Linked DNA regions of Mus musculus: region 2 is linked to region 1. The links are chromatin loops, found by intact Hi-C in ENCODE. Cell type or tissue: heart. All regions are shown on one strand. Each heading gives the region's core, and the rest is flanking DNA. Links, peaks and the distances in the headings are about the cores only.

What was found. Hi-C counts contacts between places; a loop is a spot of excess contacts. Peaks named below come from ENCODE experiments on the same cell type or tissue, not always from the same donor. Only the 100,000 strongest peaks of a DNase experiment are listed, where the experiment ranks them.
Region 2: a loop joins it to region 1, with 2.1 times the contacts of the local background. A loop is called at or near these places in 1 of 42 quality-filtered maps.

Annotation. Positions count from the first base shown.
Region 1 is chr4:149,306,152-149,309,059 of GRCm38, reverse strand. Kif1b (kinesin family member 1B) reads left to right here and starts at 1,327. Exons shown (of 49, transcript NM_001290995.1): 1 at 1,327-1,631. In heart, for the core only: CTCF peaks have their summits at 1,128 (motif pointing right) and 2,431; DNase peaks (open chromatin) are centred at 1,259 and 2,279; H3K4me3 peaks cover 2,264 bases; H3K27ac peaks cover 2,210 bases.
Region 2 is chr4:149,210,356-149,213,263 of GRCm38, reverse strand. All of the region lies in intron 31 of Kif1b (kinesin family member 1B), which reads left to right. Among named protein-coding and RNA genes, the nearest start is that of Pgd, 45 kb to the right of the region's middle. In heart, for the core only: a CTCF peak has its summit at 1,630 (motif pointing right); no DNase peak of the experiment used is centred there.

The DNA.
Region 1 (2,908 bases), core at 119-2,618:
CAACTCCTTTTGTGGGAAGGTGGAGTGTACATTCTAAAGAAAATGAGAGCTGGGCTTAGTGGTACGGATCTTTAATCCCAGCAGTCAGGAAGCAGAGGTAGACAGATCTCTCTGTAGGTTTCAAGACAGCCTTGTCTGCTTGGTGAGTTTCAGGAGAGCCTGAGCTACCAAGACCCTCTGTCTTGAACAAACAAGAACAAACAAGTAAATAAACACAATGAGAAGTGTCCAATGAATGTGGAATAGTGGGAGTCTGGAACTTCAGTGGCATGGTGATTGCCCAGAGTCGTTAGTGTAGAAAGTTAATTCTCACGTTTTAGTGTGTAGGCCTTTCTCTACCCAGTAATTCTGTATTAAAGTCAGGGTTGAGAGAAAAAAAAAAATCTTACTTTCAATTTCTGCTAATAAATCCAAACCACATCCTCTAACCTTAAAATGCAGTGTGATTGGCAGGTTGTCATTGTGATATTTTACTAAGCACTGAATTGAGCTGCTTATGAACGTCTGTGGGGCTTTTCATTTGAGCTGAACCTAAATCTGATTTTTAAAAAACATGGCTCATAGAGCTTTTGTGTTCTTATGAGCCCTGGTAACCCCCTCTAGGGGCATCTCTCTCAGGCCGCTCAGTCCATTCACTGGGCGCGATACAAAGCGTTTTGTTCCTGTGCTCACACCAGCACGCCATCTCCCAAGGAGACGCTGAATGCCCACTAAGTCATGCTTTCCCATTACTCATTCCTCCTTTTCTCCCAAGGTGGCGTGTGGGAGGTGTTGTGCTGGGGTTCGACAAGAATAGGCTAGGAAGCTTTCTGCTGGATACACTCATGCCTGAGCGTGGTTCCGTTCCCACCGCGCCGGGCTCGGTGGCTTCACCGTTTGAGCTGTTTTTCTAAACGGACAATGACTCCACACTCGGCCGCTCCCACATAATCCCAGCTCTCCGGATGGCATCTGGACCGTCCAGTCCCGCCCGGTCACTGAGCCACTTTTTGTCCCCTTACGAAGCGGGTCATTCGGCTACACAGGCGCGGCTGCTACCCACTAACACCTTTCCGGGGGTCACCCGGGAGGGAACTCTGGACACCGGCTTCGCCCACCAGGCACGCCCGCACCCGCACCCGCATCGGCTCCCGTACCACCAGGGGGCGCTCGAGTGTCTCCGTCGCTCCGCCGGCACCTCCCGCCCCCTCTTCCAGCCACGCTTTACTATTGGTCATCTGTCTCAAGGTCTTCATCGCGATTGGTCACCTTCCGCGTCGGTCTCGGTTGCTGGGCGGGCCGAGGTGACGCTCGGCGCTCTAGCTCGGGGCGGTGTCCCGCGCCGGCGGCTTCGGGCGGAGTTTGGCGAGCAGCGTCGCGGTGTAGTCAGACGGCAGTGGTCCCGGGAGGCGACAGCTCGGATCCGGGCTTCTCTCTGTTCCTCCGCCGCATCCACAGCCGCGCCCCGGCCTCCCGCCAATCCTCGATGCAGAGCTGGGCGGCCGCGTGATGGGGCTGCGGAGCGGCGCCCTGCGGCTCGCGGCGGCCGCTGCCTGCGCTGAGGTGCGTCGGTGCCCGGCCTCCCGCGCCCCTGCGCGCCTCGGCGTCTTCTGACTCGGCCGGCTCGCCCGTCTGTCCGCAGCGCGGCTGAGGTGAGGAGGCTGAGGTGGGGCGGCCGAGGCGAGGTGGGCGGTGGTGCCGCGGCGCCGGTGTAGGGGGCCGCTCCCGCGGGAGGGACTCCCGGCCGGTGACGGGCCTGGAGGGGGCAAAGCGAGGAAGCGGCGCGGCCGGCCGGGGCTCTGGCTCCGCGGTGAGGAGCCTCGCCCTCCGTGGAGAGACCTGGCCGGCCGGCCGCGAGCGCCGGGCTTTGGTCCAGCGGCCTGCCGGTCCCCTGCAGTGCCCTGCACCAGCCCTCCGCTTCCCCTGGGCTGCCAGGCCCCGCTCTGTCCGCGGGCCAGCAGATCGGTCGCTGTCCCGCCGTATGTGCGCACATTGCAGCTCTGAGGAGCCAGCCGATCTCTCCCCCCTCATCTGCTCTCTCACCCCCTATTGTGGTTGGCATCAGGGTTCCAACCGGGAATGTGGCAATGCCCCTGAGCCCGATGAAGGTAGGAAAGGGCATCCGACAGAGCGGAGGGCGCAAGGGCTGGACGGAGGAAGCGATGCAGAGGGAGGGGGCTTGTTGGATGCTGGCCAGATGGGAGGAAGGCTGGTGTGGGCTCGACGTTCAGCCGACCAGGATCACTCTGGCAGCCATATTGGGAGGATGATCTGACAAATCCTTTAGGAGCCAAGTCCGGTTGCTGGTAGGCACCGAGTGACAGCCCTGGCAGCTTTCAGGGTGACTGGCCGCACCAGAAGCCAAGTTGTGGGGGTTGGGAGGCCACTCAGAGCAAGCTAGTCATTGTTCATGCAACGCAAACCCTCACCGACTGGAAATGCAAAATTGAGCTCCCAAATCACTTTTTCTCTTTGGTGAATTGCTATATGAGCCTTCAGGGTAAACTGGCTTGAAGATTCCATTCTTGTTGGGGTGAAATTCTGTGTTTCTGTCCTTATCATCGCAATCCACCGCTGCTTTGGCCCTCGAAGGCCTGTTGATGTTTAAGGCCACTTTACCATATTGGAGGCTCTTGGCGTATTGCATGGCGTGCATAGATTTGCATAGTATCTCTTCGTGCAGAGATTAGGGAAAGTGGAATAAACTGGTAGCAGAGAAGACTTGCAGCAGTATCTCGGAGGATGCAGGTTGTCATCTTTGTGGAATCTGGAGGTAGCCTAATTTAGATTGTCAACAGATCTCTTGCTTATGTAGCTCTCTCTGGTCCAAGCAGCTGTTCTGCCAACACTAAGCATGCTGCTTTGTGTCATGATGTGCCTGTCTCAACCCAGAGAAAAGTGGTGTTCAGCTTTGAATAACTGTTTAAAA
Region 2 (2,908 bases), core at 118-2,617, 96 kb after region 1:
CTGTGACTGGACACTCTGACAAGAAGCAGCTTAGAGAAGAAAGGTTCAATTTAGGCTGTGGGTTCAGAGGGGCAGAGTCCATCATGCAGAGAAGATGGCATGGCAGTGTGAGCAGGAGGCTGGCTGATCTCATTTTCACTCACTCGCAGGAAGCAGAAAGAAAGAACAAGAATGGAGTGGGGCTATAACCCTCAAAACCTGCCCACTGGGATGAATCTCCCCAGCACGGCTCTCCTCTTCCATAACCCACCAAACAGCTATCAACTGGGACCAATGTCCATGATGGGGACATTTGTCATTCAGAACCCACACTGCCTCTCACGGTGCCGAGCGAGCAAGGTGTTAACGGCAGAGATGCTCTTCTCTCTGTAGAGATAAAACATGACAAGTCCCTGAAAGAACACTTTCGTCACTCAAGATGAGAATAATAGTCAAACCCTATGTGGGAATGAGTCAGGGCCCCACATCCCACTAGAGCACTCCGTGTTGTCCCCATATTCCAGGAACAGTGTCTGATCCAGAGAAGCCTGCTAGTTTTCAGTGCTTTTAATGCTGAAATGTCTTCTTAAAAAACAACAGTTAAACAAATGGTCTACCCAACAGTTTTACGTATTTAGCACTTTGTAAGTAAAAGCAACCACTGTATGAGTGTGTGGATGTTCTGAAGCGTTAGAAAGGACTTATCAGTGCCACTGAGAGGGTGGTTCCGGCTCACTAGTGCTCAGCGGGGCCTCTGGCAGCTGTGGTGTATAAGGCCAGGAGAAGAAAAAATTCAGTGGGGGTTGTGGAACAAGAAGGGAAGGAAAGGACAGGCCTAGTGAAAAGAAGGAAACAGACATACCACCTAAGGGACTGGAGGGAAGATACAGTGATTAAGAATACTAGCTGCTCTTCCAAATCGGGTCCAATTACCAGGCACTTACATAGGGGCACACAGCTATTTGTAACACAGTTCCAGAGACTCTGAGGCCCTCTTCTGGCACATGTGGGCACAAATGCATATCCATGAGCTACACCCGTCTTAGTTACAGTTTTACTGCTGTGAACAGACACCATGACCAAGACAACTCTTATGAGGACAATATTTAATTGGGGCTGGCTTACAGGTTCAGAGGTTCTGTCCATTGTCATCAAGGCAGGAACATGACAGCATCCAGGCAGGCATAGTGTAGGAGCTGAGAGTTCTACATCTTCATCTGAAGACTACTAGCAGAATACTGGTTTCTAGACAGCTAGGTTGAGGGTCTTATAACCCCACACACAGTGACACACCTACTCCAACAGGGCCACACCTTCTAATAGTGCCGCTCCCTGTGCACTATCACAACACCAATCACATAGAGTAAAATAATCTATACATAAAATAAACAGTTTAAAATGTGTGGGTGTTTGGGTTGTTTTAGTTTTTGTTTTGTTGGTTTTTTTCGAGACAGGGTTTCTCTGTGTAACCCTGGCTGTCCTGGAACTCACTTTGTAGACCAGGATGGCCTCAAACTTAGAAATCTGCCTGCCTCTGCCTCCCAAGTGCTGGGATTAAAGGTGTGCGCCACCACCGCCTGGCAAATGTGTGTATTTTTTTTTAATTATTTATTTATTATATGTAAGTACACTGTAGCTGTCCTCAGACACTCCAGAAGAGGGCGCCAGATATTGTTACGGATGGTTGTGAGCCACCATGTGGTTGCTGGGATTTGAACTCAGGACCTCTGGAAGAGCAGTCAGTGCTCTTAACCGCTGAGCCATCTCTCCAGCCCCCAAATGTGTGTATTTTTAAAAAGAGTTCAAAGAAAGATATTGCATAAGCCTGGGATGTGGAGTGTCAGTGATCTGGAGCACTGGGCAGAGGTACTGTCTCCTCAGACCTGGTGAACTGATGTGACAGTCAAGACCAAACTACTGATATTTTCCTGCTGCTCAAAATCTGTTCACCCTTTGGAGACTGGAGTCCGGCTCAGTGGTGAAGAGCACTTGCTGCTCTTGGAGAAGACCCAGTTCAGATCTCAGCAGACACAGAGTTCGTCGCAACGCAACCATTCTAAACTCCACCTCTTCTGATCACCGTAGGCATCAGGCATATATGTGGTACACATGCATGCATGTAGTACATACACATACACGCAAGGAAAACACTCATGCACTTACATCTAAACCATTTTTTTTAATGTATTCTTTTTGCCATTTGGCCGTTTAGAGTGTCATCTGTGTGTCAAGCCCCATGGGTGAATACTGCTATTTTCTGGAGAAACAGGCACACAGTGCATCTCTGTCACTTTTGAGAAGTAGGTCTCTGCTGCCATCAGAACACAAAACCATGGCGTTTATGTCAGGATACTTCCTGGAAGAGATGGCTTTTGAGCATCTCTTGTCTAGACAGTAGATTCCTAGGCCAGTTTACCATGGGCAGTCTTACTGTTCTTACAGAGGCTCAAATTTCCAAGTTTTCTATATATAGTAGGATTTCATTTTCAGCAAAACAAACAAATAAAACCTATGAAAGAACAAGTCTTTATTCTTTGCTAATTTTTTTTCAGGGGATGTGGGTGGGTTTGCTTGATTTGGGGGTCTTGGTGGAGTTGGTATGTTCATTTATTTTTTTAGGTTTTGGGGGTAGGTTTGTTCATTTGGGTTTGGGTTGGGGGTAGTTGGCTTGTTTTAAGATAGGCCTTGAGCTCTGCAGTTCTCCCTCCCTCCTCTCTTCCTGAGTGCTCGTCTTCCAGTCATGCACCACCACGTCCTGCTACAGGAGTTGACTTCTTTACTCTCAGTATCTCTGTAAGGCTTATAACTCCAGCTTGTATATATGTCCACTTACATCAATAATCAGGGTGCTTTAATTCCTCAGCCAGTTTTGAATCTGAAATACTCTCTGTCTGGTATGGAAAACGCTGACACACAAAGAGATAATCAT